Linked DNA regions of Homo sapiens: regions 1, 3 and 4 are each linked to region 2. The links are chromatin loops, found by intact Hi-C in ENCODE. Cell type or tissue: PC-3. All regions are shown on one strand. Each heading gives the region's core, and the rest is flanking DNA. Links, peaks and the distances in the headings are about the cores only.

What was found. Peaks named below come from ENCODE experiments on the same cell type or tissue, not always from the same donor. Only the 100,000 strongest peaks of a DNase experiment are listed, where the experiment ranks them.
Region 1: a loop joins it to region 2, with 5 times the contacts of the local background. A loop is called at or near these places in 14 of 110 quality-filtered maps.
Region 3: a loop joins it to region 2, with 5 times the contacts of the local background. A loop is called at or near these places in 9 of 110 quality-filtered maps.
Region 4: it touches region 2 in a loop (4-fold over the local background); 3 of 110 quality-filtered maps call a loop at or near these places.

The regions. Positions count from the first base shown.
Region 1 is chr3:129,728,797-129,736,378 of GRCh38, reverse strand. The region is part of intron 4 of TMCC1 (transmembrane and coiled-coil domain family 1); the gene reads left to right. Among named protein-coding and RNA genes, the nearest start is that of PLXND1, 130 kb to the right of the region's middle. RefSeq lists an enhancer at 890-1,390. In PC-3, for the core only: no CTCF peak of the experiment used is centred there; no DNase peak of the experiment used is centred there; H3K27ac peaks cover 1,227 bases.
Region 2 is chr3:129,646,973-129,654,554 of GRCh38, reverse strand. TMCC1 (transmembrane and coiled-coil domain family 1) reads left to right here. Exons shown (of 7, transcript NM_001017395.5): 7 at 2,760-6,763. The coding sequence ends at 3,074. Among named protein-coding and RNA genes, the nearest start is that of PLXND1, 44 kb to the right of the region's middle. RefSeq lists a silencer at 2,655-2,949. In PC-3, for the core only: a CTCF peak has its summit at 4,090 (motif pointing left); DNase peaks (open chromatin) are centred at 2,554 and 4,104; H3K27ac peaks cover 2,391 bases.
Region 3 is chr3:129,791,008-129,798,589 of GRCh38, reverse strand. The region is part of intron 4 of TMCC1 (transmembrane and coiled-coil domain family 1); the gene reads left to right. Among named protein-coding and RNA genes, the nearest start is that of TMCC1, 99 kb to the left of the region's middle. RefSeq lists an enhancer at 3,088-4,287. In PC-3, for the core only: no CTCF peak of the experiment used is centred there; DNase peaks (open chromatin) are centred at 2,779, 3,509 and 3,899; H3K4me3 peaks cover 3,212 bases; H3K27ac peaks cover 4,156 bases.
Region 4 is chr3:129,753,884-129,761,465 of GRCh38, reverse strand. The region is part of intron 4 of TMCC1 (transmembrane and coiled-coil domain family 1); the gene reads left to right. Among named protein-coding and RNA genes, the nearest start is that of TMCC1, 140 kb to the left of the region's middle. In PC-3, for the core only: no CTCF peak of the experiment used is centred there; a DNase peak (open chromatin) is centred at 4,395; H3K27ac peaks cover 356 bases.

The DNA.
Region 1 (7,582 bases), core at 1,474-6,473, 82 kb before region 2:
ATTGTGTGATAAAATTATTGCCACAGTTTTCACTATCCTGAGTGACTCTACAGTGTAGCATTCTGGCAGGCTCTGCACGGGATACAGGTATGTCCTGCCAGTTGCAGATGCAGATGAGTCAGTAGAATTGATAGTTTGGCATTTGTGCCAGTAGATACCAAGTGAACATGGTGATCACTTGCTCATCCTCCTCACAATCCCTGCACGAGATCCACAGCCTTAACTCAGGTGACCCAGCAGATTTTTGGGTCATTTGTAAGATCAAAAAAACAAATTCTCTACTTTCTTACCCAGCAAGTCATATGAGAGCCAGAAGAGGGTATAGAATGAGTAAAACTCCCCTTTCTACTCTGGCCAAAGTACATTACTTAAGGTCTACAGATAAGAGCAGGTCTTTCGGCTCTACTCCATGTAGACTTTTCTTTCTCTGATGTTCCAGGAGTCCCCCCAGAAGGTCAGCAGGCTTCTACCATGTTCGCAGCTTTGAACGAAATCACTGCCAGGCTGCAAGATGTGCCAAATAACCTGCTGTACTGTATTGTAGCAGATGATGGTGGGGAAAGCAAGAGAGCTCATAGAGGCTGCTCCTCTCCTTACTGTCTTGAGTCATGAGACCTTTACTTAGGATATAACAGAAGCTAACCTGTTTTTCACTTGCTCTCTTACATGCACTTTTGAAACGTATTAAATCTTCATAATCCCTGGTTCTCTTTGCTTTTTTTTTTTTTTTTAAGAGAGTCTTGGCTCTGTCGCCCAGGCTGGAGTGCAGTGGCACAATCATAGTTCACAGCAGCCTTGAACTCCTGGGCTCAAGAGATCCTCCCGCCTCAGCCTCCCAAGTAGCTAGGACTACAGGTGCGTGCCACAACACCTGGCTATTTTTTTCTTTTTCCTTTTTTGTGGAGACAGGATCTCACTGTGTTGCCAAGGCTGGTCTCAAACTCTTGCCTCAAGCAATCCTCCTGCCTCAGCTCCCAAAGTGCTGGGATTACAGGAGTGAGCCATCACACCTGGCCCCTTTTAGCTTGCTTAAACACACTTTTTTGGCGAAGTGTGTTTAGCTAACATATTGTTAGAATATTCTTTCATTAAACATTTGAATGTTAACAATGTAATGTATATATGTTCTCATAGTTTTTTTCTTTCTGATTTTTGTGTTATAAAATATTTCAAACAGAGGCTGGGTGCAGTGGCTCACGCCTGTAATCCCAACACTTTGGGAGGCCAAGGCGGGCGGGTCATGAGGTCAGGAGATAGAGACCAGCCTGGCTAACACAGTGAAACCCCATCTCTGCTAAAAATGTAAAAAATTAGCCGGGCGTGGTGGCGGGCGCCTGTAGTCCCAGCTGCTTGGGAGGCTGAGGCAGGAGAACAGCATGAACCCGGAGACGGAGCTTGCAGTGAGCCGAGATCACGCCACTGCACTCCAGCCTGGGTGACAGGGCGAGACTCCATCTCAAAAAAAAAAAAAAAATTTCGAACAGAAAAATAAAGAGATTAATGGGTGGCTGTATGCAAGAAAAATGAAAAAGAGAATAACAACAAACACTCAAGCACAATTACCAAGCTTTTCAAACTTGGTACTTTCATTTTTTTGTGTACCATTCCTCAATCCATTCCGCTTCTTCAGAGACAAGTACTATCCTGAATTTAGTGTTTTTCATTAACATATGTGTTTTATTCTTTTGTGTTTTTTGAGACAGAATCTCCCTCTGTCACCCATGCTGGAGTGCAGTGATGCAATCACAGCTCACTGCAGCCTCTGCCTTCTGGGCTCAAGCAATCCTCCCACCTCAGCCTCAAGTAGCTGGGACTACAGGCACCAGCACCAAGCCCAGCTAATTTTTATATTGTTTGTAGTGACGGGGTTTCTCCATGTTGCCCAGGCTGATGTCAAACTCCTGAGCTTAAGCAGTCTGCCCACCTCAGCCTCTCAAATAACAAATATGTCTATGTACTTGTATTGCATGTACATCTGTCCATAAAAAAACATATAGTTTTGTTTTACATGATTTTAAATTTTATGTAAATGATTCTCTTCTACATGTTATGCAAGTCTGTATACGCAAAATTTCTTTACTCTTTTCACTTGATATCATGCTTTTGAAATTATTTACACTGATAACATATAGTTCTGATCTACTTGTTGTATAGTATTCTGTTTTATGAATATACCAGTTTGTAAGTTGATTCTCCTGTTAATGGACATACAGTTTTCAATATTTCATTGTTTCATAAACAGTGCTACAGTGAATACTCTTGAACATGTCTTCTTATGCAAATATATGGAGTTTCTCTAGTATATACTAATTTATCTAGTAATTCCTAGGAATGGATTTACTGGGTTATACAGTATATTCATCTTCTGTTTAACTAGATATTGCTAAATTGCTATCCAGAGTGATTATGCTAACTTATTCCTATCAGTAGTGTGTGAAAGTTCCCATTGACCTGCATCTTCACAAACACTTAAAATTTTTGCCTGTTCGTGGATGTGAAATGGTGCTATCTACACAGTTTCTTTCTGTGTAGTGATTTGTTTATGTTGGGCAAAGCTTATGATAGCTAGTGGAGCTGATTGACATCCTAGATATTTTAATTCAGGAAATATTAGTGCTTAATTATACAAACAGGTTGGTAGGCTATTCTGAATGAAATGCTGCTTGCTGGTGAAATACTCTGTTTTCAAGACCGCAAAACTAAAACCTTGTTTTAGGAATTCTATACAAGAATAACTTTGGGGAAAATTTTTTCCCTTAGGGCATTTCCACTTTCCAAATTTTTCCTCGTTGTTCCCTTTTCCTCCAATGATTCTCTTAATTCTGACTGATACCAGTCAGGGCATGAAAGAATGAAATGTCCAAACCCTTACTGACAAATTATACCTGACAGCAGAATAAACCCACATCTACTAAGAGGCTTCCATGGTTTTTACTGCTATCACTTTGATTACTCCAATAATGAAACTATTGAATCTGTTTCTTAGAAGCCAAGGTAAGAAAGCAGAGAATAGTCTGCCATTGAACTGATAGCATCTGTTTTATAATTATCTGGTGACTTTTCTAGAGAAGATGCATAAAGGCTGTGTTGTTTCATGTACACCACACTTGAATGATTGCTTCTTGAGTTGGATTGTACTCCAGTTATCTATTTCTGTGTAACAGTTCACCTCAGAACTTCGTGGCTTAAGATGCCTGTTATGGGTAAGATGGAGCAAACACATTTCACCTGTCTTTTCTACTGAACTCAGCTAAAACACCTGGCCTAGAGCAACTATTTGAGGACTCCAAAAGACGTATCTTAAAAGTTGCACTAAGAAGGAGCAGATTTTGAAGTACTGTTGAACCAGGGTTTAATTTATCATTCTCACCTCTCTCATATCCTCAGGCTTCAAATCAACACAGCCTAAAACCCCTAAGTGGACATTAATGTGGATAAGAGAACTCTAGGAGAAGCCTTCAGTTCTGGTTCAAAGAATGGGAAGGCGATATTGTAATACTAATAGAAAGTACAGAAACTTTTTCTTTTTTCCTTTTTCTTTCCTCTGTTCTCTTGCACCATGAACCTCAAGCAGTCCTGCAGTGACAGCAGATTGGGGTCTAGCAAGAGCTTAAAACTCTGATTTTAGGGAACCATTCTCAGATCAGTGGAGCTGTGGTTACAAGAGGGTGGAATGAGTCTCAATTGCTTTTTTTCTCTCTCCTTCATCTGCTTGCTTCCAAACAAAGGCACTATTATGGAAATTGTATGGCTGAGCAGAGTAAATAACATACCAGCTTTCTGACTAGGTAATGAGAAAGGGGAATCCCATTGACCTAGAAAGTACTGGGAGATTATAAGATATTTGAAAATAAACTCTTTAAATTTTATTATGAATTTTTGAGCTTATTCATGCAGTCTGCATGCAGAAATCTGACCCCAAACAGTATACCTAGACTTTGAGAAATGAAGTAGGGGTTAGACCATTGCCAAGTCCCAGACTGGCAACAGGGTGGGTGGTGCATCTGTGGGACAGATCCAAAAAGCACTGCAAAGACTTTGAAAACTTAACTGACATTGGAGTTCTGGCTGGGGAACAGTGCAAGGATGTCCTCTCTGGCAATTTCTATTGGTATTGAAGTTCTCGCCAGTAAAATAAATCAAGAAAAGGAAATAAAAGACATACAAATTGGAAAGAAAGAAGTAAAACAATTTCTATTCACTGGCTACATCACTGTATATGTAGAAAACCAAGGAATCCACAGAATACTCCTAGAACTAAGTGAGGTTAGCAAGGTTGCAACATACTATGCCAGTCTACACAAAATATTTAGAAAAAAAATTTCAAAAAGTTCCAAAAAGCAAAATTTGAATTTGCCACACATGAAATACTATGTTGAATCCATGTGAATGAAGTGATGTGTAGGCATTGCATTGGGTATTATAAATCTAGAGATTCTTTAAAACATATGGGAAGCCAGGCACAGTGGCTCACACCTGTAATCCCAGACCTTTGGGAGGCTGAGGCAGGTGAATCGTTTAAGCTCAGGAGTTCAAGACCAGCCTGGGCAGCATGGCAAAACCCTGTCTCTACCAAAAAAAATACGAAAAACTAGCCGGGCTTGGGGGCTGACACCTGTAGTCTCAGCTCCTTGGGAGGCTGAGGTGGGAGGATGGCTTGAGCCAGTAAGTATGAAATTAGCTGCTGTGTAAAAAAATTTTGGGCCAGGCACGGTGGCTCACGCCTGTTTAAAAAAAAAAAAATGATGAAGTTCCCCTCTATTCCTAATTTGCTAAGAGTTCTTATTTATTTATTTATTTAGAGACGGAGTCTCACTCTGTCACCCAGACTGGAGTGCAGTGGCACGATGTCGGTTAACTGCAACCTCTGCCTCCTGGGTTCAAGTGATTCTTGTGCCTCAGTCTCCCAAGTAGCTGGGATTACAGGCATGCATCACGATGTCTAGCTAATTTTTGTATTTTTAGTAGAGACAGGGTTTCACCATGTTGGCTAGACTGGTCTCAAACTCCTGGCCTCATGTGATCTCTCCACCTTGGCCTCCCAAAGTGCTGAGATTACAGGTGTGAGCCACCGCGTCCAGCCTAATTGGCTAAGAGTTTAATAATGAGTGGCTGTTGACTTTTCTCAAATGCTTTTCCTGTATAAATTGATATCATGTGGTTTTGCTTCTCTGGGCTAATGTTGCTTACCTTGCTTGGTTTTCAAATATTGAACCAGCATTGCATTCCTGATACAAACCCTGCTTGGTTATGGTATATTATTCTTCATATACATTGCTAGGTTTGATTTGCTAGTATGAGGGCTATTGGTCTGCTGTCTTGTTTTGTTTTAACAGATCTTCTCCGGGTTTAATTCCTGGATAATGCTGGCTTCATAAAATGAGTTCCTCCTTCTGCTTTCTGGAACAGATTGTATAGAATTGATTTATTTGTAATGAATGTTTGGTAGAATTTAGTGAAACCACAGGGAGATTTCTTTTTCAGAATATGTTTAATTACAAAATTTCATTTTAAAAACTGTTATATAACCATTCAGTTTATCTATTTCATCTTAGGTGATTCTGGTAGTTTGTTGTTTGAGAATTTGGTCCGCTTCATGTAAACTGTTGATTTATGTACACACAGTTCTTTGTAGGCATTCCCTATTATCCTTTTAACACAATTCCAATCAGAAATCTCAGCAGGACCTTTTTGTAGAGATAGACAAGCTTATTCTTAAATATATATCGAAAGGCAAAAGAACTAGAAGAGTCAACCATACTGGAAAAGAAAAATAAAGTTACGTGAATTATTCTGCCCAGCTTTCAGACTTACCATAAAGCTACAGTAACCAAGATGAGGCCATATTAGTAAAAGGGTACACATGTAGATTAATGGAATAGAATAGAAAGTTCAGAAATAGACCCACGTAAATATTGCCAGTTCATATTTCACAAAAATACAAAGGCAATTCAATGGAGAAAGGATAGTGTTTTCAAAAAGAGGTGTTGGAAAAAGTAGAAATCTGTAGGCAAAAACTTGAACTTCTCACACCTTATATAAAAATTAACACAAAATAAATCATAAATTAATATATAAAATAAACTATGAAACTTTTAGAACAACACAGGAAATTTTTAATCTGTGAAAGATGCTATCGAGAGAATTAAAGGGCATGCTGCATATTGGGAGAAAAATTTGTAAATCACATATCTGACAAAGGACTTATATTCAGAATACAGATGGTTCCTGACTTAAAATGGTTCAACTTAACAATTTTTTTGACTTTACAATGGTGCAAAAGCAATATATGTCTAGCAGAAACCATATTTCGAGTACCTGTACAACTATTCTGTTATTCACTATCAGTACAATAGTCAATAAATTATTTTTCTATTTTTTTATTTTATTTATTTAAAAATTTTTTTAAAAGCAGAGACAAGGTCTCACTCGTTGGCCAGGCTGGTCTTGAACTCCTGGGCTCAATTATTCCTCCCATCTCCGCTCAATATTCCTCCCATCTCAGCCTCCTAAAGTGCTGGGATTACAGGCATGAGCCACTGTGCCTGGCCTCATTCCTTTTTATGAAATAGGCTTTGCGTTAGGTGATTTTGCCAACTGTGGGCTAATGTAAGCGTTCTGAGCAATTTAAGGTAGGTTAGGCTAAGCCATGATGTTCAGTAAGTTAGGTATATTAAATACACTTTCAACTTGCAATATTTTCATTTTATTATTTTTTTACGATGGGATTCTTGCTGTGTTGACTAGACTGGTCTCAACCTCCTGGCCTCAAGTGACCTCCCATCTTGGCCTCCCAAAGTGCTGGGATTATACATGTGAGCTACTGTGCCTGGCCAATATTTTCATCTCACAGTTCATTTATTGAGACAAAAGTCAAGGAACAGCTGTATATAAAAAATTGTCAAAGCTCAATAGTTTTATTTTTAAACCCTATATAATACATGGTCAAATGTCTTAAACAGATTCTTTACAAAAGATTCTTTAATGTCTTAAACAGATTCTTTAAAACAGACAACAAAAGTTGTCATATACAATGACAACTAAATACATAAAAAGATATTTAGCCTTAGTATCCATTAAGAAAATGCATTTAAAATCTTGATGAGGTACCACTCTTAAAATGACTAAAATAAAAAACTGACAGTTGCAAATGCTGACAAGGATGCAGAGAACAATTGGAACTCTCATACACTGCTGGTAGGAAAGGAAAATGGCAAAACTACTCTGGAAAAATTTGGTGATTTTTTTTTTTAAGTTAAACATACTCTGAACATGTGACCCAGTAAATCCATGCCTAGGTATTTAACCTAGAAACATGAAAACTTACATTTCTATGAAATCCTCTACACTGATGTTTATGGCATCTCTACTCACAATTGCTAAAAAATGGAAACCATCCAAATGTCCTTCAACAGGTGAATGGATAAACTGTGGTATATACATACAATGAACTACTACTCAGCAATGAAAAGGAATGAACTATGATACATGCATCATCCTTTATGCATCTCAAAGACATTGTGTTGATAAATCAGTCTCAGAAAGTTATATACTGTATGATTCTGTTTATGTGACACTCTCA
Region 2 (7,582 bases), core at 1,233-6,232:
CGTGAGGCAGTAATGTTTAATTAAGGCTAATAGCCCATCTATTTTATTCTGTGAGGAAGTAGAATATTTAATTTTTTCTTATTTCTATATGGAGGTATTTAGGGAATAGTTCTTAGTGGTTTCATATGAAAGCATTTTGAAAGACACTAGTCTCAGAGAAGGGAAGTGGGCCAGAAAACTTGTATTACAACAGCCTAAAAGAATCAAGGGAATGTCTAGATCATTTACCCAGATGCCATCTTCTTCAGGCCCTGCTTATGTTTTAATTATTTTTTCCTAAGATCCTTCTGGACTGGACAGCATCCATTGTCTGTCTATAGTTGGCGTCAGTCTGAAGTTGCCCAAGCCTTACCTCAAATCCCAGGAAACCAGGACCAGAAAAACTCAAGGCTCAGACCAACTTTGGAGGATATCTGACCATAGCTAGGGAAATAGGTTCTATCCCTTGAATACTTTGGAATTAATTTAAACTCATGAGTGAAGGCTATGACCTTGAGGAGAACAGACACTTTTTTTGGGGGGGTTGGGGGGAGGTGTGGGAATTAGGCGTATGTTAAATGGAAGCTTTTTTCTAATTGCATATGTTATAAGACAAGTTGTTATTAGTTACTGGTAATTCTAAACATTAGACTCATTAATGTATTAGCACTTTATGTCACTAATGCATTACTAATGTTTCATTAATGTATTAGTATTTTACACTATTTTCAAGTTTTTTTAGTAATTGAGCGATACAGAATATACAATCAGGTCTTGGTAATATAGACTTTTAAATTAAATAATATAAAGTTAAAAAATAGCAAGAACAGGCCGGGCATGGTGGCGCACGCCTGTAATCCCAGGGGATTTGGGATTTTGGGAGGCCGAGGCGGGCGGATCACAAGGTCAGGAGATCAAGACCATCCTAACACGGTGAAACCCCATCTCTACTAAAAATACAAAAATTAGCCGGGCATGTTGGCGGGCACCTGTAGTCCCAGCTACTCAGGAGGCTGAGGCAGAAGAATGGCCTGAACCTGGGAGGTGGAGCTGGCAGTGAGCTGAGATCGCGCCGCTGCACTCTAGCCTGGGTGACAGAGCGAGACTCCGTCTCAAAAAAATAGCAAGAATAGACACTTTTAATGTTTGGTCTAGTGTGTGGGCATAGTGTCCTCTTTACAGAGGATCAAACTAAAGGAGAGTGTGCCCTTCTTAAGAAGGCAGATCAGAGATCCCTTTCCACTGATGTCAGGGATTGACTTGACTTAGAAAACACCAGGTAGTGTGTATAAGGAAGCATGTTCAAAGAATGTTCACTGCATCATTGTTATAGTGGAAAAGTTGAAAACAACCTAAAAATCCCCAAGGGGGAACTAGCTGCATATATTATAACATAGCCTAGCCATACTATAAAATGCCAGGCAGCAGTTAAAAAAAAATGAGGTAGATTCTGTGTATTGACATGGAGAGATCACCAAGACCCACTGTTGAATGAAAAAAAAAGCAAGTTGTGAATCGATTCCTATAGTGTGATACTATTCCATGTTTGGAAAAGCCAAACCCTGTAAAATATTTTAAAGAGGTTTATTCTGAGCCAATACAAGTAACCATGGCCTGGGGAACACAGTCTGAAGAGGTCCTGAGAAAATATGCCTGAAGCAGTTGGGTTACAGTTTGGCTTTATACATTTCAGGGAGACAGGAATTGTAGGTAAAATCCTAAATCAACACATGGAAAGTATACATTGGTTTGGCCCAAAAAGGTGGGCCATCTCTAAGTAGGGGCTAACAAGTCATAGTGGGCTTTAGGAATTTTTTAGCTGGCAGTCGGTTGAAAGAGTTAAGCTTTGTGTAAAGACTTGAAGCCAGTACAAAAATGCCTAAGTTAACGGAGTCTGTTGTCTGTCATGTGATGCTATACCTGAGTCAGGTTGGAAAGAAAGCCACATTAACACCAGTTAATTTTTTTAAAAACTGATGAGATTTTATGGTTTATAGGGTGAGATTTAACCTTGTCTGGCATGGCCTTAGGTCTTGTTTATAATTTGATGTCTTACTGCCACAAAGAGTCCATTCTGTCAGTCTTATGATCTCTATTTTCACATTAATGCTGGTCATTTGTGCCACAACTCAAAAAGGGAGGGGATATAATAAGGCATGTCCAGCCTCTTTCCCATCATTGCCAAGAACTCACTTTTTCAGGTTTCTTTGGGGTCCACTTTGGCCAAGAGGGAGTCCGTTCATTTGGCTGGGGGTCTTAGGATTTTATTTTTAGTTTACAGATAGGAAATAAAAATAATAATTCCGTATATTTTCCTTGACACATATATGCATACACTTACACACATAAAAGGGTGAACACAAACAGTACTGCCTCAGGGACAGGGATTGGAATTGAAGGAAATGTCAAGAGAGACTATCCTATTTGAAATTTTTTATGTTGAACAAATATATTCTGTGCAACTTAGATTAATTTTCAATGAAAAAAGAGCATATATTTGTGGTCTTGTCATTAAAATGTTCTAGACTAAATAAATGTTAAGTGTGGCCACTGCTTCCTGTGACTCATCCCACTGGAATGCAGTGGAGGGCAATTTGGGGGAATAATAATCACTTGAATAGTGAGTTATACATCTAGCCTTTTACATTCATTCAAGGCTCCAGCATATTTATAAAATCATTGGCATTGCTCAAGATGCATCTGGCTTGCCCAGGGGGCATGTCAGCATCTCAGAATACTTGTGAGCAGAAGGCTTAACTCTTCCCTGTTCTGGCCCACAGGAGGCCCTGGAGGCATGCCAGACGCGCATCTCCAAGATGGAGCTGCAGCAGCAGCAGCAGCAGGTGGTGCAGCTAGAAGGGCTGGAGAATGCCACTGCCCGGAACCTTCTGGGCAAACTCATCAACATCCTCCTGGCTGTCATGGCAGTCCTTTTGGTCTTTGTCTCCACTGTAGCCAACTGTGTGGTCCCCCTCATGAAGACTCGCAACAGGACGTTCAGCACTTTATTCCTTGTGGTTTTTATTGCCTTTCTCTGGAAGCACTGGGACGCCCTCTTCAGCTATGTGGAACGGTTCTTTTCATCCCCTAGATGATGCTGGCACAGAAGGCATTGTTCCCTACCCTCTGGCGAGTGCATGCAGCAGAGAGTTAGACAGCAACTTACCTACTCTGAAGTTTTCTACAACAAAAAAAGAGTTGAGTGAATCTGTTTACATTTAGAATAATGTTTTTTTCTTCAAGAGACGCAATTGCAATAGTATTTTTTAGATTTTATCCAAGAAGTTTTTTGGGCGAAAATCTTGGATCATTTTTATGTAGCATGATTTTCCTTGGGATGCAAATCTTAAAACAGTCCTTTAATATGAACCAACAATCTGGAGCACACCGAAGGGCAATCTAAATTGTGGCTTGAAGGACTGCACTAAAACCCACTAAAAAGATGCGAAAACCTGATGAGGGCAAACCAGTTAAACCTAACACCCTGCCTTGTCTGGGCTCATCACCTCTCCCTATCCCAGACTAACTTTACTGTGAAATCCTACCACATTCCATGTCTGAATTTTTGGATTCGGGGTGGATTTTCGTTGTCCGTGGAAGAACACATGGATCTCTCTGGCTTTCTCACCCAAGTTGGCCACTTACGCTAATCCTGGAAGTATGATCACTTTTGAACCTGCCCCTTAACCTTGACGAGGATACAAAAGTGAAAGCATCATCCCCCAAAGGATCACTGCACAGTCCTACTACAGTATTTTTAAGTAGCCCTCTAAATACTTAATTTTAAGCAAAATCCCTTGGCCGCACTTTTAAGGTTTTTTTATATGTGTATAGTTACCAACCTAAAAATAAAAAATCCGAACAGCATACTTGAAGAATGTAATACTCAAACTCTCAGTGCTTCCTTATGGTTTCTAATAGGATTTTTTATTATTGTTATTATTATTATTGGGTTTTTTTGGACAGGGTTGGGAGGGTCTTTTATTTTTCCTTTGAAATAAAGAAGTGATGTTTTTAAATGAAGAAATGTGTGGATATTTAAGTGTGCTGCTCCCTCTTGTCTTGAAACAGTTTGAGTAAGAAAGTCTTGCTGTAAATGCTGCCCTCTGCCGCCTTTGTTTTGAGATGCAGTTTAAACTCCCTCTGGCTGCTGCTGCTGCTTTTTGGTGTCCCGACATACCTACGCCCCCGTTTTATGGGTTTGGCTTAGTTGAAGAGGAAAGGGTTGTGCAAGGAGAGCAGGAGGCTGTTTCCAAAAACCAGTGTAGTAGGATAGGGATTTTTTTTTTTTTTTTTTGCCCCAAGAAAACGTTCACCCAGTGATCTTGGGCTGGGGTTGTCTTTAGGAAAAGTTGAGACTATAAGAGTCATAAATAAGTCCTTGTGTTTCCTTAATTTATTTTGTTAACACCCCTAATTACAACCAAAGTGATGATGTGGAGTCTTCTGTCTTCATTTTGGCCCCAGCATTCTTAATTTCAAAGCTTTATTCTGTCTGCCTAAGAGAATCAACCAAAGGTGATTCTCCTAAAGAGCAGTGAAGGAAATGTCAGGTTAGCAGGACCCAAGTTTTGGGTGTGAAATGTTGCCAGCTTCCTATAATGTAAACGGACTTGTTAACCTAACCTAATTATGCTCAGTGGACTTCTATAGATGGTTTTGAAAAATGAACTGAGCTGCCTTCCCCCGTCGCATAACCAGTTCCATCATCCTGGTGGAACTTGAACATTTAGAGTTTATCTAGAGAGCTTGGTTAATCTTTCCATATTATTTGTAGTATTGGTCACAAATGCTGTTCCCTCTTAGCCTCATTCTGTGCAACCAAGTGCATATAAGATGCCCTGAAAAGAGTAACAAAGTATGCTTTGCCTGTTTCCACTTACCAGGAAATTCCTTCAGAACTAGATTAGCATTGCCCTGCCTGTCTGAAAGGACAGTTTACCTAATGGTGCCAGCCTCCTTTTGCTTTGGCAAGCTGGATTTCTCAGAGCCAGCATGTTGTTTCCATAACTACTTTGATATTTTAACTCAGGTACTCCAGTCTTCACCCCAACCTCAGCTGATTGTAGTACACCTGCTAGCTCTGTTGCCCCCTCAAAACTGCACCCAGAGCAGGGCCACAAGGGTGCTTTTTTTCTTTAAAAAAAAAAAAATTAGAACCAATTCATGTTCATGCCAAAAACAAATTGTCCCCAAGCCTATATGTATTAAAATGTTAACTTTGCCTAAAAATATTGCAGTGACTTTTTAGGCAGGAGTGCCAAAGGACACTATGAACTTTTTGAACTGACAGTTTCTCCTAACTTTCTGCTTTAGCGTAATTGCTCAGAGTAGAGAGCCCCCACAAAGTTATTTAAAAGATGCCCTAGCAGCAATCCACCAGTTTTTCTAAGCTAGAACCTTTGAGTCCCCCAAACTGCCTGAAGACTTAAGTTTTGTGGGCACTGGAAGTCACTTTGATAGATGGATTGAAACTGTTCCTATTTGCCCTGGGACGGTTTCTATCTATCAAAGGAAGGTTTTCACCTGTAGAAAGCCCCCTGCCTCCAGCCAAATAGTCCCATGCTGACTTTCTATCTTCCTTTCTCAAACTGTCTTAGGAAGGACCTTCAGTGCAGATCAGGTGCAGTAATGGCTTTCTTGTCCCTTAATTATTCACCAGACCCAGAAGTTGTACGCATTTAATGCTGTTTGTAACCATGCATCTGTTTTCATTCTTTGCTGTACCTTTTGCTGCCCATCCTGTTACTTTTGAGTTTCTTTCATTGTGGTTGTTCTTGGGTTCTTTTGTCTTGTCAGAGCTCTTCTATAACCTCGCTCTAATGGCTTAACAGTTGTTCTGGGTGGAAACGTCCCCTCATTTGAATGCTCCTCTAAAAAAAAAAGAAAAGAAAACTGTATTCATTCCCTTTAAAATGAAACATTCCTGGTTTATTTGTCCATGCCTCTAGCCTGGGTGAGTGAAGCTGGCTGTGTTGGCCTGGGTGATTGTTCAGGTTGTAGAATGCGCATTTTACATTGTTTATGATAATTGAAGGGTACTTCTGTCTGCTCCAATTTCCATTCCTTGGTATACTCAGTATGTCCTAGTAAGGAAGGCTTTCCACTCTACTGGCTCCTTAAGAAGCAAAAGTAGGTTAAATTTTATACTTCACTGACTAGGGTCTTCTCTCTCCCCTGTTCTGAATGGAGTAAAAGTCTGATGCCAAGACAAATATTGGGAGCGAGCCTTCCTCACTAGCCATGTCCAAATAATGAGCGTATTTTCATGTGGTCTTCACTGCATTTGGTTTTGTTTCTGATTTCATGTTCCTTTGAGGTACAGTCAGATGAAAATGCTGAGTTCTGAGAGAGTTCCAATGAGGAGCTGCCTTTCAGCTTTGGAAAATATGCAACTAAAACAAAACCAAACATTATTGTAATCTGACACAGGCAAAATTATGGTTCCCACACCCCAACCCCAAATGAAACCTGGGATTTTGAATGTGGCTCTAAGAGTTAACATTGCTGTCTGTATGTCGTGTATGCTAGGTGATATCCTCAGTAGGGATTGACTACTAGACTGTGTGTTTTATCAAAGTGTGTAAGAATAAAAACTCACTTGCACGAATTGAAACGTAAAGAAATGACACTTGTGAACGTGTGAACGTTAACACTGTAGTTGATAGATCTTAAGCTGCTAATTGTTGAGAGAGATTTAAATTTATGTTCTGTCTGGTCGCTGCAGATTCTCAGCAGCACTTTTACTGTATATAGAAATTGAAATAAAGACCTCAGCTATTAACCTGGTGGTCAGACTCATGTTTGTTTTGCTTTTTATTTTTGAAACATTTAACATATGTAGTTCTACATGCATGTAATGCATTATTATCCAGCCTAGTGCCACCTGTAGTTTTGTTATAAAAGTAGTAATTTCTATTAGGACTTTTTCCTGATGATCTCTGGGAGGCCTCTGGAAATCCTGAAGTCCTAAACTTGCCTTTGACCTGGTACCAAGCAGAGACATGATGATTCGGTCCTTCACAGCTCCAGTCTGAATGTCGAGAGCTTTAGTCCCACTTCTGGCTTGCTAGCTGTGTGCCTCTTACCCCATGTATAAACTAGTGATACCACACCACCCAACTTGATCCTACAGGTGGATGTTGTGAGAGCAAGGGATACATCTTGTGAAATCTTTGAAAATTCCCCTTAAAATATGGGCCAGGCTGCCATGTACAGATATGCAGGTTGTATATTGCCCAACCCTGCGGGGGCTTCATAAGTCTGATAAACTGTGAACAACATCCAGGAGTTGTGTAGTGCATACGGGACACATAGAGCTGCCATGATAATGGGCGATACATAATTTCAAAACCTGCTTTATTTTTATCCTTTAAAAACCTTGGAGACTTACTGAATGCCAGTAAAAACTGGGTGTGGTGGCTCTCACACCTGTAATCCCAAAACTTTGGGAGGACAAGGTTGGAGGATTACTTGAGGCCAGGAGTTTGATACCAACCTGGGCAACATAGTGAGACCCCTATCTCTACAAAAAATAAATTTAGCTAGGTGTGGTGGCAGGCACCTGTAGTCCCAGCTACTCAGGAGGCTGAGGTGATAGCAT
Region 3 (7,582 bases), core at 918-5,917, 140 kb before region 2:
TAAGTTTCACTTACCACTTGTTTCACACCCCTGTCTCCTTTCCTTTTTTTTTTTTTTTTTTTTTTGGATAGGAAGAATCTTTTAGCAATGATTTAGGATTCTAGTTGCTTATATCAATCAGAAACACTGTGTGTTTAAGACAGTGTGTCTTTCTGTAAGGCACTTCATTATTTCCGCATCAGTATTTCATGAATCCTTCTTACATTCCTAGGAGATAATTTCAGAATACTGTTTCACTATCTCTGCGAGAAAAATGGAGGTACTGGTACTCTTACCACTCAAAAACCAGAAAGGCGGCTGGGCATGGTGGCTCATGCCTGTGATCCCAGCACTTTGGGAGGCTGAGCGGGCGGATCACCTGAGGTCAGGAGTTCGAGACCAGCCTGACCAACATGGTGAAACCCCATGTCTACTAAAAATACAAAAATTAGCCGGGCATGGTGGCAGGCGCCTGTAATCCCAGCTACTTGGGAGGCTGAGGCAGGAGAATTGCTTGAACCTGGGAGGCAGAGGTTGCAATGAGCTGAGACCATGCCATTGCACTCCAGCCTGGGGGACAAGAGCGAGACTTCGTCTCAAAAAAAAAAAGAAAAAAAAAAAAAAGGCACACAACTCGGGTGCTCTGTCAACCTACTTTCCACTTGGAATTAAATTTTAAACAGCTTAAATGTTAGGTTATATTGTGTTCTCTGAACCTTGGTATGAAGGAGTCTTTACTTTTGGTTATAGGTGTTCATCTAAAAGCTTTTTAGCTTTGGAAGTTTACAAAAAATACACTTAGATATGTTCAACCTTCTTTCTGCTTAAAGTTTTTAAGAGTAAAAGATTTGTTTGTTTGTTTTGTTTTGAGACAGGGTCTCTCTGTCGCCCAGGCTGGAGTGCAGTGGCATGATCTTGGCTCACTGCAGCTCCCACCTCCCATACTCGAGTGATCCTCCCACTCCAGCCTCCTGAGTAGCTGGGACCACCTACTCATGCCACCATGCCCAGCTAATTTTTTGTGTGTTTTTTGTAGAGATGGTGTTTCACCGTGTTGCCCAGGCTACTCTCGAATTTCTGAGCTCAAGCAATCTGCCTGCCTTGGCCTCCCAAAGTGCAGGGATCACAGGCATAAGCACACATGCCCAGCCTAAACGTTTTATATATACATTTTGGTTAGGTAATTTTTTTTTGGAGACTTGGCAGCCTATTATTTGTTTGAATTTGATGCATCTTCTCTGCTCTTCCCGAGATATTATGAAATACGTGTTTTTTTTTTTTGTTTGAGATGGAGTGTCGCTCTGTCGCCCAGGCTGGAGTGCAGTGGCGTGATCTCGGCTCACTGCAAGCTCCGCTTCCCGGATTCATGCCATTCTCCTGCCTCAGCCTCCTGAGTAGCTGGGACTACAGGTGCCTGCCAGCACACCCAGCTAATTTTTTGTATTTTTAGTAGAGATGGGGTTTACACCGTGTTAGCCAGGATGGTCTCGATCTCCTGACCTCGTGATCCACCTGCCTCAGCCTCCCAAAGTGCTGGGATTACAGGCGTGAGCCACCGCGCCTGGCCTATGTGTGTTATTTTTTAGGTAAAATTTTAGATCCTATTTGGTGATAATTGGATACTGGTAGTATATGATACGAGCATAGTTGAGAATAATCATTGCATAGAAACCTGTCTTTTCAAATTCATTTTTTTGTGTTTCTTACCTGAAGAAAAAAGTTACAAACACTACATGATTTTCTCACAATAATATTGATGTTTTATTTAGTTTTTATTTTTAGAGATAAGGTCTCACTCTGTTGCGCAGACTGGAGCATCATGCCTCACTGCAGCGTCAAATTCCTGAACTCAGGCAATCCTGCCACCTCAGTCTCCCAAGTAGTTAGGACTCCTGAGTAGTAGTTAGGTAGCACATGCTACCAAACCTAGCTAATTTTCTTATTCTTATTTTTTGTAGAGACAGGGTCTAGCTTTGTTGCCTAGGCTGGTCTTGAACTCCTGGTGTCAAGTGATCCTCCTGTCTTAGCCTCCCAAAGCATTGGGATTACAGGTATGAGCCACTGAACCTGGCCATATTGAGGTTTTAGAGCGAGAAATTACTACTTATTTGAAGAGTTGGGATACTACAGTAGTCTTCCCTTATCCACAGGAGATATGTTCCATGACCCCCAGTGGATGCCTGAAACTGAAGATAGTACTGAACCCTATATATACAGTCACGTGTCATTTAACACTGGGATAACTTCTGAGAAATGCATTGTTAGGTGATTTCATCATTGTGAGAACATCGTAGAGTGTCCTTACATAAACCTAGATAGCATAACCTACTACACACCTCGGCTATATGGTATAGCCTGTTGCTCCTAGGCTACAAACCTATATAGCATGTTACTGTACTAAATACTGTAGGCAGTTTTAATACAGTGGTATGTATTAGTGTATCTAAACATAGCTAAACATAGAAAAGGTACAATAAAAATACAGTATTATAATCTTATGGGACCACTGTCATATATGTGGCTAGTTGTTAACTGAAATGTCATGTGGGTTACGACTGTACTGTGTTTTTTCCTATACACATATCTGTGATAAAGTTTAATTCAGAAATTAGGCATAGTAAGATGTTAACAGTAACAATAAAATAGAACAATTATAACAGTAGGCCAGCACCACTCCTCTTGTGCTTTGTGACCATTATTAAGTAAAATAAGGGTTATTTGAATACAACATTACCATACTGCAACAGTCGATCTGATGACCAAATCGCTTACTCAGTGACTAGCGGGTGGGAGCCAGGGCTGGATAGGCTGGACAAAGGGATGATTCACATCCCAGGTAGGATGGCATGAGGTTTTATCATGCTACTCAGAACGGCATGCAGTTTACAACTTCTGAATGGTTTGTTTCTGGAATTTTCCATTTAAATATTTTTGGATTGCAGTTGACTGTGGGAACAAACTGTAGGTAAGGGAGGACTATTGTAATACAAATTTTATAAGGTTGTTTTGATAAATCAATAGGATAATAAATGTGAACTGCCTAACATAGTGACTGCACATAGTAGGTTCATTCCAACAAAGGCTTTAAATGTAGCATATGACATAACTTTGCTCACAGGAAATTGAGAGACACTGGAACAGGGAAAAAAAATATACGAATGAGTTCTGCCCTAAACAGTACTAAATTCATTCAGAAGTAATGAACAATTCCAAGAGGAGCACATAGACTGGAAAGTTTCATTAAATGAAACGTTATCCTCACAGTGGTTGTCTGGAAGCAGACCCAAACAGAGGAAGAGTGGCAAAGATAGGAATATTTTTATCTTTGGAACTGCTCTTACAGTTATTTTTCATACCTCTTTACCTGCATTGATTCACTCTGAGCTGTTCCTTTTGTTTTGTGTGTAGATTTTAAAAAATTACTTCATTCCAACAAGAGAGGGCAATTACCTCAGGAGGCCACTTTAATGTGTTTAACTTTGGCACAAGTTGAAGTCACCGTCGGAGTATGCCTCTCTGCACCTGACATTCCTTCCTGAGGCAGGACCCCTCCCTGTGAATAAGAGGAAAGGCTTGGCCAATTATGCTAGACAAAGCCGCACAGCTGCCGAGCCCAGCTGGGAGGAGTTTCCTTCTTGAGCAGGGAGCTGGTACAGCCAGGGGCTTGCTTTTCACCACCTCCTTTTTTTTCACACTGCCTCACCTTAAAGGATTACCTAAGGTGGAGGTAGAGAAGGGTGCGTTGCTGTCTGCAGTGGACACTCTCTGCTGCTGGGACGGCTGAAGAGGGGAGGAATTGGTGCAGTTGCCTGTCTCCTACTTGGAGCAGATGCTGTCTGACCCCAGCACACCACTCCTCCTCCCACAGAGACCGGAACATCAGGTCTGTCCTCTGGAGTTTCAGGTAGCACCACAGCGGCATCCTCGCCTACTGGTCTGGTGGAAAGGGAAGGGGTGGTCCTTGTGTTTGGACCCCTCACAGCTGACTCACAGGAAGTGCTAGAAGAGCTTGGCACTGGGCACAGCGGCTTCAGGATTACTGCCCCACCCACCCTGCCCTCTCCCACGTAGGTTTTCCAGTATCTCTTGATAGAACAATGAAGGCTTTCCAAGTTTGCTAAGACTCCCAGGGAAATTCTTTGCACTTCTCTGGCAGTCTTCAAAATGTTCTGCCACCGACTTTCCCAAGAAGCTGTTATTTAAAAAACCCTTCGTGGATTGCTTTGTCTGAAGATCCTCTGGGTGATCATGGTTCAGCGCTTTAGCCTCAGGAGGCAGCTATCCAAGGTGGGTTGGTAGTTTTCTATGTTTGTGGAGGGGAAACTCTCACTTGCTTCAGCATGGTTCCTTTTTCTCTGGAACTGTTCTGTCAAGCCTGCCGTCCTCCAGCGCTAAGGAGGGGCTGAGGGAGGAAGCACTGCCTTTTGTTCTTTTATCTGACAGGCACAAAGCTTGAAGGCTGACTGCACTGGCAGCCCCAGATTGTGTTCCCCTAAAACTGCAGCTGTCATCTGAATTTGGGCAAAGTTGTAGTTTGCTCCTGAGATAGAATTTCCAGAAGGGTGTGTGTGAAAGAGATAATTGTGGGTTGAAAGTGTATATTTAATAAGCAATTAATCTGTCAGCTTGTGGACCAAGAGGAGAAAGCCTTCTTCTCTGTGGAATCAGTGCTTTCATACATTTCACTATTAAACTGAGAAAAACTACCACAAAATAGTTTAATGAGCAAGACTGGCATTAAAATGTTAAAATGAGTGGTTGTGTTGAGAAACTTGAATACTTAATGAAGTATATGAAAAGCAGTTACAGAGAGGCTCACAAAGCAGTTTTTACAGAGTTCTGATGAAAAGCAGGTTCCATGTGTGCAGCTTTTGGGGAAAAGTTTTTTTAACCTGAGAAAATCATACTTAAAATAGTAAAAAGGTGAAGCACGCATTTAAGAGGGGATGGTGATTTATGAAATCCACTCTGCCTGTAGCCAGCCCTCCTTGACCCAGTCATTTAGTGCAGAAACTAATATGGAAAGAGGTGTGGTAAGAGTTGAGCTTTATTTCAAAACCCATTGTGTTCTTTAAAAGCTCCATTTAAAAAATGTAGCAGTTGGTGGCTCAGTTGTGTCACAGTTCATTCCCTGAATACAGAAGCTTAAACAAATAGTAAGTCTGTAGGCATTCTTCACTGCCTTGGCTGTTAATCAGAATTGTTAGATCCTGAAATGTATTGTGATCTTAAGGGAAAACCTTTAGTTCCCTCACAGGTGACCCCAGTGTAGAGTGTGTGCACTGATGCAGAAATGAGCAAAGTGCTTGCTTCCATCCCTGTGTCACATATGCATAGTTTTTCTTGGGACTTCTAAGCCTAACGGGATTTTTAGGAGTATTAAAATATATTTAACTTGCTCCCTTCCCCCCTGCTCCATGGTGTGTGTGTGTGTGTGTGTGTGTTTGAAGGCCTCCACATTTCTCTTACACAATAAAAAGAATCATTTTTGTTGCTCTTTCAATGTCCTCCAGTGCTTGTATTTTCATATATATAGTACATTTAAAAAGCAGATGGGTAGATATCAGGGCAGTGACGTTCCTGCACAAGAGTGTCTGATAGTTGAGAGCCAGGTGATAATTTTCTAATTAGAAGGTAACTATATTATGGGTATTTTGCTGCCAGTACTTCTCTCCCAATTATTTTTTAAACTTTACCCTCTTCACTCTATACTATGTATATGACTGATTTACAAAAAGTACACTTTTGAAGGAATGGGATGCATCCTCTCTTTAGGTACATTACATAAAAACACTCAAAGATGTAGCCTTTTTTCATTCCTTTTCCTGGTACCCTTATTGCTCATTTGAATGTGATTTATGGATCCTATAATGGATGATCTAGACCAAAGCTAAGGAAATTTGTTGTCTATCAGATTTACTGTTCTATCAGAGTAATGAACTGAAAAAATATTTTTAATTATTTCAGTCTGTAAGGCACTTAAATATGAAGGAGAAACCGAATAGTTATGTTAGTGAGTTTAAAAAACAAACTCAGCAAATGGATCAGCGTGGCCAACATAGTGAAACCTCATCTCTACTAAAAATATAAAAATAAACCGGGCATGGTGGTGCGTGCCTGTGGTCCCAGCTACTTGGGAGGCTGACGACGCAGGAGAATCGCTTGAACCCAGGAGGCAGAGGCTGCAGTGAGCTGAGATCATGCCACTGCACTCCAGCCTGGGTGACAGAGCGAGACTCCGTCTTAAAAAAAAATATATCAGCAAATGCATCGTGCCTCTATTTGTCTTTTCAGCTAAATCCATAGGTTACCTGAGAGCCAGGGACCTGCCATACCCCAGTTTATGGTATTTCTGGCACATATTGAACACTCAAAATGAAATCGTTTTTTCATAGATATATATATGTGTATATATATATATGTATATATATATATACAGTTGAACAGCAATTTCAGATGTTTCCGACTTCAGTAACAAGCATTTTTGCTAATAAGTAATTTTCCACAGGAGTAGAGTTGTCTTAAGATCTGAGTTTTAAAAACAATTTCCTGTTTTAACAAAAAGAAAGTACTGATGTGACCATCTTTAAATTTCTTTAATTTCTCTTGGAAATTTTCTGAAAGAAGATATAAACGTTTGCAGTAATTTTAAGCCTAATACCCACTTTAGATGCTTTTTATGTTAAGGTTGATAGTCATGCTTACTTACACTGGATATTTTCCTTAAAATATTCAAGTGATTGTTGTAGGCTGGTAGATGTTCACATCTGAGTTAAAAAAGGAAGTAAATTAAGATTTAGGTGAAGTAAAAAACATTCCATTTTAAGAAAGATGCTCACCTGTTCTCTTTGACTGGATCTCAGTTATGTGATTCACAGAAAAGTTCTCAATTTTCCTTGCCATTTTAGATCATTTTCTTCCTTTATAGTTATCTTACATGTGACTTCAAAAATACTTATTAAGGAAACCTTTTTCTTCCTGCCCCATGTCTCCTGCGTGAGCCATCCAAAATAGTCTAGAACCTGTCAATGTGGATATTTCATTTAATTCTTGAGTTAGATAGTATCAGCTTGTTTTTTATCATTAAAAGAAACTGAGTTTCAGAGAAGTTAAGTCATTTGGACAAGATCAATAGGAAGCCGAGTCAAACGTAGGTCTAACAAGCAAACCCATTCTGTTTCCCCATACCAACTGCCTCCCTAAATTTCTGGTGTGTCTGGCCGGGTGCGGTGACTCATATCTGTAATCCCAGCACTTTGGGAGGCCAAGGTGGGTAGATCACGAAGTCAGGAGATCGAGACCATCCTGGCTAACATGGTGAAACCCCATCTCTACTAAAAATACAAAAAATTAGCCGGACGTGGTGGCGGGTGCCTGTAGTCCCACCTACTCAGGAGGCTGAGGCAGGAGAATGGCATGAACCTGGGAGGCGGAGCTTGCAGTGAGCCAAGATTGCACCACTGCACTCCAGCCTGGGCGACAGAGGGAGACTCCGTCTCAAAAAAAAAAAAAAAAAAAAAAATTATGGAGTGTCAATCATTCTCTCTATCATGATCTCTGATGTTTTTCTATGTTTATCTACGATAGAAAACAATAAATAAAC
Region 4 (7,582 bases), core at 1,396-6,395, 110 kb before region 2:
GTGCACTCCAGCCTGGGCGACAAGGCAAGACCCTGTGTGAGGGGAGAAAAAAATCAGGGTTGACATGGCTTAGCAGGGAAGAGGAGGAGGGATCAACAGGTGAAGCACAGGGGATTTTTTTTTTTTTTTTTTTTTTTTGAGACGGAGTCTCGCTCTGTCGCCCAGGCTGGAGTGCAGTGGCGCCATCTCGGCTCACTGCAAGCTCCGCCTCCCAGGTTCACGCCATTCTCCCGCCTCACCCTCCCGAGTAGCTGGGACCACAGGCGCCTGCCACTACGCCCGGCCAATTTTCTTTTGTATTTTTAGTAGAGACGGGGTTTCACCGTGTTAGCCAGGATGGTCTCGATCCCCCGACCTCGTGATCCGCCCGCCTCGACCTCCCAAAGTGCTGGGATTACAGGCGTGAGCCACCGCGCCCGGCCAGCACAGGGGATTTTTAGGGCAGTGGAAGTATTCTGTCTGATACATGGATGCGTGTGCATGCATCAAAACCCGTAGAACTGTACAACACAAAGAATGAACTCTAAAGTATGAATTTAGTAAATAGTAACGTGGGCTGGGTGCAGTGGCTCACACCTGTAATTCTAGCACTTTGGGAGGCTGAGGTGGGTAGACTGCTTGAGCCCAGGAGTTCAAGACCAGCCTGGGCAACATGGCGAAACCCCTTCTCTACAAAAAATACAAAAATTAGCCGGGTGCGGTGGCTCACACCTGTAATCCCAGCACTTTGGAAGCCCGAGGCGGGCAGATCACAAGGTCAGGAGATCGAGACCATCCTGGCTAACACGGTGAAACCCCGTCTCTACTAAAAATACAAAAAATTAGCCGGGCATGGTGGCGGGCGCCTGTAGTCCCAGCTACTTAGGAGGCTGAGGCAGGAGAATGGCGTGAACCCGGGAGGCGGAGCTTGTAGTGAGCGGAGATCGCGCCACTACTCCAGCCTGGGCAACAGAGCGAGACTGTCTCAAAAACACACACACACACACACACACACACACACACACACACACAGAGCGAGACTGTCTCAAAAACACACACACACACACACACACACACACACACACTAGCCTGGCGTGGTAGCACGCTGCTGTGTTCCCAGCTGTTCAGGAGGCTGAGGTGGGAGGATTGCTTGAGCTGAGGAAGTGAGAGGATGGCTTGAGCCCAGAAGCTCGAGGCTGCGGTAAGCTGTGATTATGCCACTGCACTGAAGCCTGGGCGACAGAACAAGACCCTGTCTCAAAAAAAGAAAAAACAAAGAATTAATATGTCAGTTTTGATTTATCTCTTGTAACAAATGTACCACACCATTGGAAGATGTTAATGATATTAGGAAACAGTGCAGGGAAGAGGGGTTATAAGGGAACTCTGCATTATCTCTCCAGTTTTTCTGTAAACCTTAAACTATTCTAAAAAATAAAATCTATTAATTAAAAAAAATTTTTTTGGGCCGGGTGCGGTGGCTCACTCCTGTAATCCTAGCACTTTGGGAGGCCGAGGCGGGTGGATCACGAGGTCAGGAGATCGAGACCATCCTGGCTAACATGGTGAAACCCCGTCTCTACTAAAAATACAAAAAATTAGCCGGGCGTGGTGGCGGGCGCCTATAGTCCCAGCTACTCAGGAGGCTGAGGCAGGAGAATGGCGTGAACCCGGGAGGCGGAGCTTGCAGTGAGCCGAGATGGCGCCACTGCACTCCAGCCTGGGTGACAGAACGACACTCCGTCTCAAAAAAAAAAAAAAAAAAAAAAAAAAAAAGTTTGGCTGGCTGCAGTGGCTCATGCCTGTAGACGGGGGGCTTTGGGAGGCTGAGGCAGGAGGATCACTTGAGGCCAGGAGTTTGAGACCAGCCTGGGCAACATGTCTCTTAAAAAAAAAAAAAACTCTCAAAAATGGTCATAGGCCTGGCATGGTGGCTCATGCCTATAATCCTAGTACTTGGGGAGGCTCAGGTAGGTGGATCATCTGAGGTAAGGAGTTCGAGACCAGCCTGGCTAACATGGTGAAACCCCATCTCTACTAAAAACACAAAAATTAGCTGGACGTTGTGACACATGCCTGTAGTCCCAGCTGCTTGGGAGGATGAGGCAGGAGAATCGCTTGAAACCAGGAGGCCCAGGTTGCAGTGAGCCGAGATTGTGCCACTGCACTCCAGCCTGGGCAACAGAGCAAGGCTCTGTCTCAAAAAAAAAAAAAAAAAGTCATGAATTACACAAGTGTAAGAATTAAAGTAGTGGTTGATATGTAAGGTCACTTGGAGTTTGGAGGCAGTTATGGAAGAATAGTAGGGCTTGCTTTGAGATATCTGGTGGTTTATCTAACCACTTAAAACCCACAAACCTTCCATGTTCACACTAGCACTAATCACAATAGCTGACAGGTGGAAGCCATCCAGATATCTGCTGGTAGACAAATGGATAAACAAAATGTGGTCCGTACATACAATGGACTATTACTCAGCCTTAAAAAGGAAGGAAGTTTTGACACATGCTACATACATACTGCAATATAGATGGACCTTGAAGACATGCTAAATGAAATAGTCACAAAAAGATACCATATGATTTCACTTGTATAAGCAGTCAAATTCATAGAAAAATAAAGTAGAATGGTGGTTGCCAGGGGCTGGGAAGAGAGGGAAATGGGGAATTGTTTATTGGGTATAGAGTTTCAGTTTTGTAAGATGAGAAAATTCCAGAACTCTGTTTGCACAATGTGAATATATTTGACACTACTGAACTATATACTTAGAAACGGTTAGGATGGTAAATTCTAACCACAATTCAAAAAGCACTTATACAAAAACCCATACAAATCTGTTCATTTGGGAAGACATAAAAGGAAATAATTTGGAAACTAACTTTATGATACTAACATAAAGATACTCCAGACTCATCTTGTATTTTCCCTGCCCCAGCCCTACAATCAGCTATTTCTCAAAGGAGTCTTGGTTCCTTTTATTGGATTTAGCAACCAAGATTTGGGTTCTGGATTTAGCAACCAAGATTGCTACGGGAGTGTCATTGCTTCTTTTAGCTTACAGAACTAGAAAATGTATGTATGTAGGTATACCAACTCACATATGCGCACATCTGTAATTATGTATCCACCTGTACAATTATTAACCTAAACATGAATTCCATTAGATATCTGTTAGATGTCTCCAACTGTAATCTAGTACCACAAAGTTCATTCTTGCCTTTTCTTTTTGCTTATCTGTAAATTCCCTCACCAACAGTAAGACATCTGATCCACCACCCATCATCCATTTACTTATTGTTTATCCACAGTATACATGTAAAGCAGTTTCAGGACTGTGGATCTGGGAGAAACAAATTTACCAACTAGCATACAGTGTTTATGTATAGTTCCTTTTGTTTTCAGTCTTACAGTTTCCAGCCAAAACACTATTTTCCAATGTTATATCAGGTATTTGTATTAAAGGTAGATTCATTTTTCACAATCTTTATCTCATTCAGAGATCCCCATTGCATGGTTGATTTTTTTTTCCATTTTCTAAGTTCACATACATCAAAGTTTACTCTTTGTGATGTCCAGTTGTGGGTTTGGACAAATGCATGGAGTCATGTTGTGATTTTGAGTGTTATGATTTCTTTTTTTTTTAATTTATTTATTTTTAAGATGGAATTTCTCTCTGTCACCCAGGCTGGACTGCAGTGGCACAATCTGGGTTTACTGCAACCTTCAACCTCCTGGGTTCAAGCGATTCTCGTGCCTCAGCCTCCCAAGTAGCTGGGACTACAGGGGTGCACCACCACACCTGGCTAATTTTTTTGTTTGTTTGTTTTTAGTAGAGACGGGGTTTCAACATGTTGGCCAGGCTGGTCTCAAACTCCAGACCTCAAATGATCCCCCCACCTTGGCCTCCCAAAGTGCTGGGATTACAGGCATGAGCAACCATGCCCAGCCGATTCCTTTTTATTTTGGTCTTTGTCTTTCTGTTGAGAGGGGTCATAAGCCAGGATAGCCACTCTTTAGGAGAGCCCTGGTTGGCAGGGAAGGGTTATATTCAGGTGTGTCAGGTGAGACACAGTAAGAAAGTTAAACCAAAATGCATGAGAGAGAAGAAATTTGTAATTTGCAGAGTGCAGAAAGGTTGCTGAGGGGTGGCAGTGGGAAGACTGGAGGTGGCAGGGAGCTCAACCAGAGGATAGGGGAGTAAGAGAGAAGGAAAGAAAAAGGGAGGAAGGACCTGTGGGACTGTGCCTTTATTAAGGTTCATGGGCATTATCTTTCCCTTGGGGGTTGTAGATTGTAGATTGGCTAAGTTAAAGAAAACAGGAGTGAAAGGGGAAACTTATTTGTATGACTCTGGTGTTGACTGTTAGGTTTTATTATGATCTGCAGTTTGGAATGTTGTGGGCTTTGGGTCAATGAGATGAGGAAGAAGCAGGCCATATGGCAAACAGCCACACAGCAAGGAGAAGTTTTAACTATGCCAAGGGTGAGAGGCATTTCAGAAACTTATGTCAAGCCTAAGGATGAATGCTGAGGCAGCAACTATATTAAACAAATTTATGACACATGTATCCTATAGTACCATACACAACAACTCCTTTACCCTAAAAATTTCGCTTTGCTTCCACTTTATAATCAACAACTCCCCTCACTACCAACTGCTGGCAATCTAATCATTTTCCATCACTATAGTTTTGCCATTTCCAGAAGTCATGTGAATGGAATCATACAACATGTAACACTTTGAGTCTGGCTTTTTTCACTTAACAGAATGCATTAAGATTCATCCATCTGGCCGGGTGCGGTGGCTCACGCCTGTAATCCCAGCACTTTGGGAGGCCGAGGTGGGTGGATCACGATGTCAAGAGATCGAGACCATCTGGCCAACATGGTGAAACCCCGTCTCTACTAAAAGATACAAAAATCAGCCAGGCTTGGTGGTGGGCGCCTGTAGTCCCAGCTACTCGGGAGGCTGAGGCAGGAGAATCTCTTGAACCTGGGAGGCGAAGGTTGCAACCACTGCACTCCAGCCTGGCAACAGAGCGAAATTCTGTCTCAAAAAAAAAGCAAAACAAATAAAGATTCATCTGTCTTGTTGAATCAATAGAAACAATAGCATTTTCCTTTTTATTGCTAAGTAGTATTCCATTGTATGAATGTAATTACAGTTCAGTTACCTATTCTGTCATTCAAGGATATCTTGATTGCTTCCAGTATTTAGTGATGATGAAGAAAGCTACTATAAACATTCACATACAGGTTTTTCAGTTCACTTGGATAAATATATAGGAGCTTGATGGCTAGATCATATGATAAATCTATGTTTAACTTTGGAAGACAGTATGTCAGTTTCTTTTTTCTTTCTTTTTTTTTCTTTTTTTTTTTTTTTCTTGAGATGGAGTCTTGCTCTGTGGCCCAGGCTGGAGTGCAGTGGCATGATCTGGGCTCACTGCAACCTCTGCCTCCCATGTTCAAGCAATTCTCCTGCATCAGCCTCCTGCGTAGCAGGGATTAAAGGTGCCCACCACCACGCCCAGCTGAGTTTTGTATTTTTAGGAGAGACAGGGTTTCACCATGCCAGGTGGTCTCAAACTCTTGACCTCAAGGGATCCACTCACCTCAGCCTCCCAAAGTGTTGAGATTACGGGCGTGAGCCACCGCCCCAGCCTTGGCAGTTTCTTATAAACTGAATGTGCCATTTTGTATTCCCACTAGTAACAAATGAGATTTCTTGTTCCACATTACCAGGATTTGTTGTCTGTTTCTGGATTTTGGGTATTCTAATGTGTGTGTAATGCTATCTAGGGGTTTTAATTTCCACTTTCCTGTTAGTTTTGATGATGAATATCTTTTCACGTGTTTGTTCGCCATCTGTATATCTACTATGACGAAGTGTCTTCAGATCTTTTGCCCATTTTAAATTATATTGTTTTCTCATTATTGAGGTTTTAGAGTTCTTTACATATTCTGGATTAGATCTTTTATCAGAATTTCTGATTTGCAAATATTTTCTCCCACACAAATATTTATGGCTTATCTTTTCATTCTCTTAGCACTTTCTCCTTTCTCTTACAAATCAATAGTTTTCACTTTTAATGAAATCTAACTCACCAATTTTTTTCTTTTTTAAATAATTTCAACTTTTATTTTAGATTCAGGGTACATGTACAATTTATTACTTGGGTATATTGCATGATGCTGAGGTTTGGGGTATGATTGATACTGTCACCCAGGTAATGAGCATAGTACCCAATAATTACTTTTTCAACCCTTATTCCCCTCCCCCCTCTATCTTCTACTAGTCCCCAGTGTCTATTGTTGACATCTTTCTGTCATTTTTTTCTTTATCATATGTTTTTGGTGCTATATCTAAAACCTTATTGCCAAACCCAAGGTCAGGTAGACTTTTTTTTAGACAGAGTCTCACTCTGTCGCCCTAGCTGGAGTGCAGTGGTGCGATCTCGGCTCACTGCAACCTCCGCCTCCCGGGTTCAAGTGATTCTCCTGCCTCAGCCTCCCGAGTAGCTGGGATTGCAGGCGCCCGCCACCACACCTGGCTAATTTTGGTATTTTTAGTAGAGACGAGGTTTCACCATGTTGGCCAGGCTGGTCTCAAACTCCTGACCTCAGGTGATCCACCCACCTCAGCCTCCCAAAGTGCTGGGATTACAGGTGTGAGCCACTGCACCCAGCCTTTTTTCTGTTTTTTAAAAGATTTTTTATAATGTTGCATTTAATGTTTAGGCTTATGGGCTATTTTAAATTAATTATTTTGTATAAGTTGTAATAAGATGTAAATATGCTGAGATTCCTTTTTGGCAGGGATACATATTGACATACAAATTTTCCATCACCATTTGCTTAAAAGACTATCTTTTCTCCATTGAATTACCTTTGCACCTTTGTAAAAATGCAGTTGGCTATATTTGTGAAGGTCTTTTTTAAGACTCTCTATTGTATTCCATTGATCTGTGGACCGTATCCTTCCTCCGGTATTACCCTGTATTGATTGTTGTAGTAAGTCTTAAAATCAGGTCATATGACTCCCCTAATTTTGTTCTTCTTTTCCAGAATGGTTTGTCTATTCTAATTCCTTGTCTTTTCATGTAAATTTTAGAATAACTTTATATATGTATAAAAAGACCTGGCTAGCATTTTGATTGGGATTATGTTGATCAAACTGGGGAGAATTGAGTCTTAGCAATATTGAGTCTTCCAGTAAATGACATGGTGTCCCTTTCCATTTATTTGACTCTTCTTTGGTTTCTTTTATCAGTGTTTTGTAGTTTTTCACATACAGATCCTGCATATATTTTGTCACGTTTATAGCTAAGTGCTCCTTTAATGGGAGGGGGCTGTGATAAATGGTATTGCTTTTTAATTTGGGATTTCAGTTGCTCATTGCTGGTACATAGGAATACCATTGACTTTTGTATATTGACCTTGTGTCCTGTGACCTTACTGAAGCAACTTATTTTTTAGTTCAAGAAGGTTGAGTTTTTTTGTTAGTGGGTCTTTTGTTTGGGGGATTTTTTTTTTTTTGTAGATTCTTAGCATTTTCTAGACAGTTATATTACTTATGAATAGAGTTTTATTTCTTTCTTTG